Linked DNA regions of Homo sapiens: region 1 is linked to region 2. A link is an interaction called in ENCODE POLR2A ChIA-PET data of the cell type or tissue named here. Cell type or tissue: Panc1. All regions are shown on one strand. Each heading gives the region's core, and the rest is flanking DNA. Links, peaks and the distances in the headings are about the cores only. Region 1 has its middle 83 kb from the start of RNU6-1. Region 2 has its middle 49 kb from the start of PIAS1.

Region 1 (4,391 bases), core at 75-4,074, 82 kb before region 2:
CGACTCTTTCCCCCATTGTTTCCATTCTTGTCCTCTTTGTCCTTGTGAACTTAGTTTGTTCCTATTGCAGTGCCCCCAATTGGTCTTTGTTTCTATCCTTGTTCAATCTTTGTCCTTTTACAGTGTATTTTCCACAGAGAAGCAAAGGGGTCTTTAAAAATGTAAGTCACAAATTCAGAACATTTGTGGACATTCCATAGGACAACTGCACTAACCTCTTTAATAGTCAACAGCATGAAAACACAAGGCAAAGGGATAGGTAGGGACTCTCCTACTACATTAAAAAATATTTAGGAGGCAGGCCAGGTGTGGTGGCTTACACCTGCAATCCCAGCACTTTAGGGGGCCAAGGTGGGTGGATCACAAGGTCAGGAGATTGAGACCATCCTGTCTAACACTGTGAAACCCTGTCTCTACTAAAAATACAAAAATTAGCTCAGCCTGGTGGCATGCGCCCGTAGTCCTGAACCCGAGAGGCGGAGGTTGCAGTGAGCCGAGATCATGCCACTGCACTCCAGCCTGGGCAACAGAGTGAGACTGTCAAAAAAAAAAAAAAAAAAAAAACTAGGAGGCATATCAAAAGTTGTAATGTGTGGTCACGATATAAGCAAACCAATTGTAAAAAGACATTTGTGGACTATTGGGGAAATCTGAGTAAAGAAATTTAAAAATTATTAATTTTGTTAGGTGCAATAATAGCATTACGGTTATGTAGGAAATGTATTTTCTAGAGATTCATATTGAATTATAAAATATGATGTCTGAAAATTTGCTTTCAAAAGCTCAGCAAAAAGATGAAGCAAACATAACAAAATATTTATTTATTTATTTATTTTATTTTATTTTTTTGAGACAGAGTCTTGCTCTGTCACCCAGGCTGGAGTGCAGTGGCGTGGTCTCGGCTTACTGCAAGCTCCACCTGCCAGGTTCACGTAATTCTCCTGCCTCAGCCTCCTGTGTAGCTGGGACCTACAGGTGCCTGCCACCGTGCCCAGCTAATTTTTTTTGTATTTTTAGTGGAGACGGGGTTTTACCACGTTAGTCAGGATGGTCTCAATCTCCTGACATGGGGATCCGCCCACCTCGGCCTCCCAAAGTGCTGGGATTACAGGCGTAAGCCACTGCACCCGGCCTTTTTTTTTGTTTTTTAAAGACAGGACCTCATTCTCTTGCCCAGGTTGGAATGCAGTGGTGAGGTCATAGCTCACTGCAGCCTTAACCTCCCAGGCTTAGGAGATCCTCCCACCTCAGCCTCCCAAGTACCTGGGATTATAGGCATACACCACCATGGCTGGCTAATTCTTAAATTTTTTTGTAGATATGAGGTCTCCTTATGTTGCCCGGGCTGGTCTTTGTAGATATGAGGTCTCCTTATGTTGCCCAGGCTGGTCTTTGTAGATATGAGGTCTCCTTATGTTGCCCAGGCTGGTCCCCTGGGTTTCAGTGATCTGCCCATGTCAGTCTCCCAAAGTGCCTGGGTTACAGGCATGAGCCACCACACCTGGCCTCTTTATGGCACTTATTATCACTGGCTTTTACATTTTTGTGGTTAAATATATTTATCTTTTTAACCTTTTTTTTTTTTTTTCCTGAGATGGAGTCTCGCTCTGTCGCCCAGGCTGGAGTGCAGTGGTGCAATCTTGGCTCACTGTAACCTCTGCCTCCCAGGTTCAAGCAATTCTCCTGCCTCAGCCTCCTGAGTAGCTAGGATCACAGGTGTGTACCACCAGGCCCGGCTAATTTTTGTATTTTTTATAGAGACAGGGTTTCACCATGTTGGTCAGGCTGGTCTCAAACTCCTGACCTTGTGATCTGCCCACCTCGGCCTCCAAAAGTGCTGTTTAACCATTTTTAACTACACATTTAATTGGCACTAAGTGCATTTACATTGTTGTGCAACCACCACTATTATCTATTTCCAGAACTTTTTTGATCATCCCCTACTGAAACTCTGTACTCAATAAACAATAACAATATGTTCCTCTCCCCAGCCCCTGGCAACTATCATTCCACTTTTTGCTTCCATGTATTTGACTACTCTCAGTACCTCATATAAGTAGAATCATGTAATAGTTGTCCCTTTGTCTCTGGTTTATTTCACTTAGCATAATGAATGTCTTCAAGCTTCATCCATGTTGTAGCTGCATATCACCTGCCATTTTATACATTTGTTTGGTCATTCGCTTTTTATCGTCTGCTCTCCCGACTACCCAAAAGGTAAGGTCGTTGGGGGCAAGAGCTTTGTCTGTTTTGCTTGTTCATCTAGAACAGTGCCTGGGCACAGAATAAGTACTCAAATATTTGTTGAGTAATTTGCCTCCTGTTGGGACAATCTCCTTTTTTTGCATAGAGTTGGCCTTCTTTTCTGAACACGATGTGTCCATTTAGAAAGTAATTTTTAGCTCCCGCTGTGCAAAACACTTTGGGGGACAGGAAGATAAGGCAGCGAAGCGAGTTAGAGTGGTGCAGCTGACGGGGTTAGAGTGGTGGAGTAGACATCTGTTTTCATTGTTTTGTTTTGTTTTCCCTGCCCAACATTTACTCCCCTTCTTCTGATATTAGCAGTGGGATTTTCCTTTGGGATATCTCCCTTCCCCATTCTCAGTCTGTGTGGTTATAAAGGATCCATCTCATCCTCTGGCTTCAAGGCAAGATAAGTAACCCAGGCCTGCCAATAAGACCCAGGCATGAGACTTCTGTTGCAATCATTACACTGAGCCTACAAAACTGGGAGAATGTGAGCCTGGAGTTCTGATGCCTCACTACGTTGAAATCTTATATTTGAGAATGAAGACAACACAGAAGAAAATAGAGTTCAGAGATGGACAAAAGGGAATAAAGCCCTGATCACATTATTTGAGCTCCTGAAACCAGCCATGCCCGAAGTCAGAGATCCATTTCCTGGACTTTTCAGCTTTGTGAGCCAATAACTTCTCAACGTCTTCCCATTTATTTGTTTATTTCATCTTATTTTGATTTGAATTGGACTTCTGTCGCCTGCTGCCAAAATATTCCTAATATAAGGGAGACAGACAAAAAGGAAAGAAGGTAGAGAGACTCAACTTGTGGGGTTTGGAGGCTCAGCTGTTATCTAGGAAAAGCATAAAGGATTTAAGATGTTTACCTCAAAGAAGAGAAGCCTCTGGAAGACAGGGCTACATCTTTAGATATGTAAAGAGCTGTCATATGGGAGAAGAATTAAATTTGCTCTAGATAATGCAGCAGGAAATACCAGGACCAGCAGCTAAATATTTTTAGGAAAAAAAGTTAATTCAGGAGGGAGGAAAATGTAGAGGCCCCAGAAGCAGCCTAGAGGTACTGTAGTGAAGTGGAAGTGAATGAGCCCAAGGTGGGGAGACACAAATGGTATACACTGGTGAGAAAAAGGGTAGCCCTGCATGGGGCCTCATTGTAGATAACCCTTAAGGTCCCTGTCTTGGGAACTCCCCACTTGTGCTGACTGATGTAAGCAGAGATTGAGTTTGTCACCTGAAGGCATTAGACACATGGCCCCTCCTCCTCAACCCTGGGCCTCCTACTCATGCCAGAAGCTAACTACAAGGTTGCTCAAAAACACAGTTGATAGGGGCTGACCATTATGTTAACCCATGGAGTATAAGATATGTTAGTCTGTTCTTGTGCTGCTATAAAGGAATACCTGAGGCTCGGTAAATTATAAAGAAAAGAGGTTTATTTTGGCTCATGTTTCTGCAGGCTGTACAGGAAGTGTGGTGCCAGCATCTGCTTCTGGTGAGAGTTTCAGGAGGCTTACAATCATGGTGGAAGGTGAAGGGAGAGCAGGCTTGTCACAGGGTGAGAGAGAGAGAAGGAGGTGCCAGGTTCCTTTTAAACTATCAGAGATCAAGGTAACAGAGTGAGAACTCACTCATTACCATGGGGAGGGCACCAAGACATTCCTGAGGGGTCCACCCCCATGACCAAAGCAGCTCCCACTAGGCCCCCCTCCAACATTGGGGATTACATTTCAACTTGAGTTTTGGAGGGGACAAATATCCAAACTATATCATGGGAGAAGTGGGCTTTCTCAAGGAATTTGAAAAAAATTTTTCTTGTCAGCCTCTTCTGTAAAAGAATATCCAGCACCAAAGCATGTGCTGTGGTTTTGTTAAAAATTGTTTTGTAATTTGAAGAGTCTGGGTCACAGCCCCAGAGAGCTTCTGGATGGCAACTGCATCACAGTCCTGAAATAAAAGATGCTGTCAATATGCTGCCATCCAGTGCCCACGCCACCCTTTCCCGTGGCAATGTAGGAAGTCTACAAAGACTTCCTCGCCTGCCTCCCGTTCCGGGCCTTCCCTCTTCACCCACCGGATATCTTTTCCTTTCTTGCCTTTTCCTGTCCCCAGATCTTGCTCTTGGACCAGTGCCTA
Region 2 (4,321 bases), core at 1-4,000:
AAATATTTACCTTACCAAGACACTGTACTTTATATGAGTTATGTCATTTAAGCCCTCAAAAACCACATGAGGCAGATATTATTTCCACTATTTTTTTTTTAAGAGACATAATCTTGCTCTGTCACCCAAGGCTGGAATACGGTGGCGTAATCATAGCTCGCTGCAGCCTTGAACTCCAGGGCCCAAACAATCCTCCTGTCCCAGCCTTTTGAGTAGCTAGAGCTACAGGCATGCACCAGCATGCCCGGCTAATTTTTAACATTTTTTGGTAGAGGCAAGGTCCCGCTATATTGACCAAGCTGGTCTCAAACTCCTGGCCTCAAGCATTGCTCTCACCTCAGCTTTCCAAAATGCTAGGATTACAGGCATGAGCCACCACGCCCAGCATTTATTCTCATTTTGCAAGTGAAAAACTGAAAGTTAAATGAGTGAATTGACTTGCTCAAGGTTGTGCAGGTAGCAGTGATGGAATCAAGACGTGGCCCCTGGCATAGTGGACTGCAGACCTGGCGGGTTTAGCCCCTATCCCGCAATCATGATCATGCTTGAGAGGGATGTGAATACGTTCATAAGATATATTCACTGTTGTCAAGGAGCTTATAGTCTAGCAGCAAGGATTAAACAATTTTGCAAACATTTGGTAATTTAAAATTCATTTTTTATCCTGTCTTCTTCAATAAAAACAAATTTTTAATGAAACTGATCAGTACCAAAGGGAAAAACACATTTTTAAGAGCTTTAGTGATTTGTATTCACTAGGAGAATACTGTCTGATTCTCCCAAGGATTTGAGAATATTATCAATCATTCACTAAGGGTTGAGCAGAGCATTGGAGGAAAAAAAAAAAAACACAAAAATAGGCTTAGTACTCCAAGAGCCTATGGGTGGGAGGTGGTGAAGCTCACAAATAGCTACAATATTAGGGAGAATGAGGCGAATTCAATACAAGAGGCATACCGTCTTTACCAGATGGATAGAACACATCTGAATGCGGCAACTAGGAAAGGCTTCTCAGAAGAGGTGGTGTCTGAAGGGTGGGCTGGATTGGGGCAGAAAGAGATGGTAGGAGATGGGAAATCTAGGTGGGCAGAAGGATATGTTCAATTTCCTAAGCTTGGCCTCTCTGGAAGCAGACCATGAGGAAGAGTTTATTAGGGATCAACAGCCATGAAAGGAAGGAGAGAAAGGAGGATGAACAAAGGAAGAAGTAAAATTGCAATCCAGGCTTGATAAAGCCTGCCAACCAGGTGGGGAAATCTGTGGGAAGTAGTGCCTGGCAGAGTTGTTCCAGATCAGGTTAAAATGGTCAGGCCCTGATATAGTTTGGATATGTGTCCCCTCTAAATTTCATGCTAAATTGTAATCCCCAGTGTTGGAGGTGGGGCTTGGTGGGAAGTGATTGGATGATGGGGGTGGATTTCCCTGGAATGGTTTAGTACCATCCATTTGGTGCTGTCCGCATGGCGGTGAGTGAGGTTTCTGTTGTTGTTTTTTCTTTTTGGCTTTTTGTTTTTTTGTTTTTTGTTTTTTTTTTTTGAGACGGAGTCTTGCTCTGTTGCCCAGGCTGGAGTGCAGTGGCACAATCTCAGCTCACTGCAAGCTCTGCTTCCCGGGTTTACACCATTCTCCTGCCTCAGCCTCCCGAGTAGCTACGCCCACCACCACGCCTGGCTAGTTTTTTGTATTTTTATCTTTATTTATTTAATTTATTTTTTTAAATTTTTTGGTATTTTTAGTAGAGACAGGGTTTCACCATGTTAGCCAGGATGGTCTCGATCTCCTGACCTTGTGACCCGCCTGCCTCGGCCTCCCAAAGTCCTGGGATTACAGGTGTGAGCCCCCATGCCTGGCCAACAGTGAGTGAGTTCTTACAAGATCTGGTTGTTTAAAAGTGTGTGCCACCTTCCTCCCCAACTCTCTCTTGTTCCTGCTCTGCTGTGTGACATGCCTCCTCCTGTTTTGTCTTCTGCCATGAGAAAAAGCTCTTTGAGGCCTTCCCAGAAGCTGAGAAGCTGCTGGCATCATGCTTCCTGTATAGCCTGCAGAAGCATGAGCTGATGAAACTTCTTTTCTTTATAAGTTACCCAGTATCAGGTATTTCTTTATAGCAACGCAAGAATGGCCTAACACAGTATATTGATACTAAGGAGTAAGGTATTGCTATAAAGATACTTGAAAATGTAGAAGCAACTTTGGAACTGGGTATCAGGCAGAAGTTGGAAGAGTTTGGAGGGCTCAGAAGAAGACAGGAAGATGAAGGAAAATGAGGAACTTATTGGGAACAGGAGCAAAGGTCACCCTTGCTATGCCTCAGCAAAGAGATTGGCTGCATTCTATTCATGGCCTAGGGATCTGTGGAAGTTTGAGCTTCAGAGTGATGATTTAGGGTACCTGGTGGAAGAAATTTCTAAGCAACAAAGTGTTCAATATGTGGCACGGCTGCTTCTAACAACCTGTACTCAGATTCAGGAACAAAGAAATGACTTAAAGTTGGAATATATATATATATATTTTAAAGGGAAGCAGAGCATAAAAGTTTGGAAAATTTCTAGCCTGGCCATGTGGCAAAGTAAGAAAAAGCTCTTTTAGGGGAGGAGTTCAAGCAGGCTGTGGAACTACTTGCTAGAGATATTTGCCTAACTAAAAGGGAGTCAAGAGCTAATATCCAAGAAAATGGGGGAAAAGGCCTCAAAGGCATTTCAGAGATCTTCATGGCAGCCCCTCCTATTACAGGCCCAGAGACCTAGGAAGGAAGAATGCTTTCACGGACTAGGCCCAGGGCCCCACTGTCCTGCACAGCCTTGGAACACTGTTCCCCACCTTCAGCTCCAGCCATGGCTCAAAGGGGCCCAGGTACAGCTCAGGCTACCACTTTGAATAATGCAAGCTGTAAGCCTTGGTGGCTTCCAAGTGGTGTTAAGCCTGCAGTTGAACAGAGTGTGAGAGTGGTGGAGGCTTGGTGGCCTCTGCCTAGATTTCAGAGGATGTATGGAAAAGCTTGGGCATCCAGGAAGCAGCCTATTGCAGGAGTGGAGCCCTCACAGAGAACCTCTTCTAGGGCAGTGTCAAGAGGAAATATAGGATTGGAGGCCCCACACAAAGTCCCTGCTAGGGCACTGACTAGTGGAACTGTGGGAAGAGGGCCACAGTCTTCTAGACCCCAGAATGGTAGATCCACCCACAGCTTGCACTCTCAGCTTGGAAAAGCCACAGGCACTCAACTCTAGCCCATGAGAGCAGCCTCGGGGCTGAACCCTGCAAAGCCACAGGGGCAGAGTTGCCCAAGGCCTTGGGGGCTTACCCCTCATATCAGTGTGCCCTGTATGTAGTACATAGAGTCAAAAGAGATGAGTTTGGAGCTTTAAGATTTAATGACTGCCCTTCTGCGTTCTGGACTTGTGTGGGGCCTGTAGCCCTTTTCTTTTGACTGATTTCTCCCCTTTGGAATGGGAATGTGTTGCGGGAAGTCAGGGACCCCAAATGGAGGGACTGGCTGAAGCCATGGCAGAAGAACGTGGATTGTGAAGATTTCATGGACATTTATTAGTTCCCCAAATTAATACTTTTATAATTTCTTATGCCTGTCTTTACTGCAATCTCTAAACATAAATTGTAAAGATTTCATGGACACTTATCACTTCCCCAATCAATACCCTTCTGATTTCCTATGCCTGTCTTTACTTTAATCTCTTAATCCTGTCAGCTGAGGAAGATGTATGTCACCCCAGGACCATGTGATAATTGCATTAACTGCACAAATTGTATAGCATGTGTGTTTGAGCAATATGAAATCTGGGCACCTTGAAAAAAGAACACGATAACAGCAATTGTTCAGGGAATAAGAGAGATAAACTTAAACTCTGACCACCAGTGAGCCGGGCGGAACAGAGCCATATTTCTTTTCTTTCAAAAGCAAATGGGAGAAATATTGCTGAATTCTTTTTCTCAGCAAGGAACATCCCTGAGAAAGAATGCGCACCTTGGGGTAGGCCTATGAACGGCCCCCTTGGGCGTAGCCATCTCTTATGGTCGAGACTGCAGGGGTGAAATAGACCCGTCTCCCATAGTGCTCCCAGGCTTATTAGGAAGAGGAAATTCCTGCCTAATAAATTTTGGTCAGACCGGTTGCTCTCAAAACCTTGTCTCCTGATGTTATCAATGACAATGGTGCCCGAAACTTCATTAGCAATTTTAATTTCGCCTCGGTCCTGTGGTCCTGTGATCTCACCCTGCCTCCACTTGCCTTGTGATATTCTATTACCTTGTAGAGTACTTGATGTCTGTGACCCACACCTATTCGCACACTCTCTCCCTTTTTGAA

What was found. Peaks named below come from ENCODE experiments on the same cell type or tissue, not always from the same donor. Only the 100,000 strongest peaks of a DNase experiment are listed, where the experiment ranks them.
Region 1: POLR2A ChIA-PET joins it to region 2 with 6 read pairs; 5 of 35 experiments call an interaction of 5 or more read pairs at or near these places.

The regions. Positions count from the first base shown.
Region 1 is chr15:67,921,086-67,925,476 of GRCh38, forward strand. No RefSeq gene overlaps it. Among named protein-coding and RNA genes, the nearest start is that of RNU6-1, 83 kb to the left of the region's middle. In Panc1, for the core only: no CTCF peak of the experiment used is centred there; no DNase peak of the experiment used is centred there; H3K27ac peaks cover 3,215 bases.
Region 2 is chr15:68,003,245-68,007,565 of GRCh38, forward strand. No RefSeq gene overlaps it. Among named protein-coding and RNA genes, the nearest start is that of PIAS1, 49 kb to the right of the region's middle. RefSeq lists an enhancer at 3,931-4,321. In Panc1, for the core only: no CTCF peak of the experiment used is centred there; no DNase peak of the experiment used is centred there; H3K27ac peaks cover 269 bases.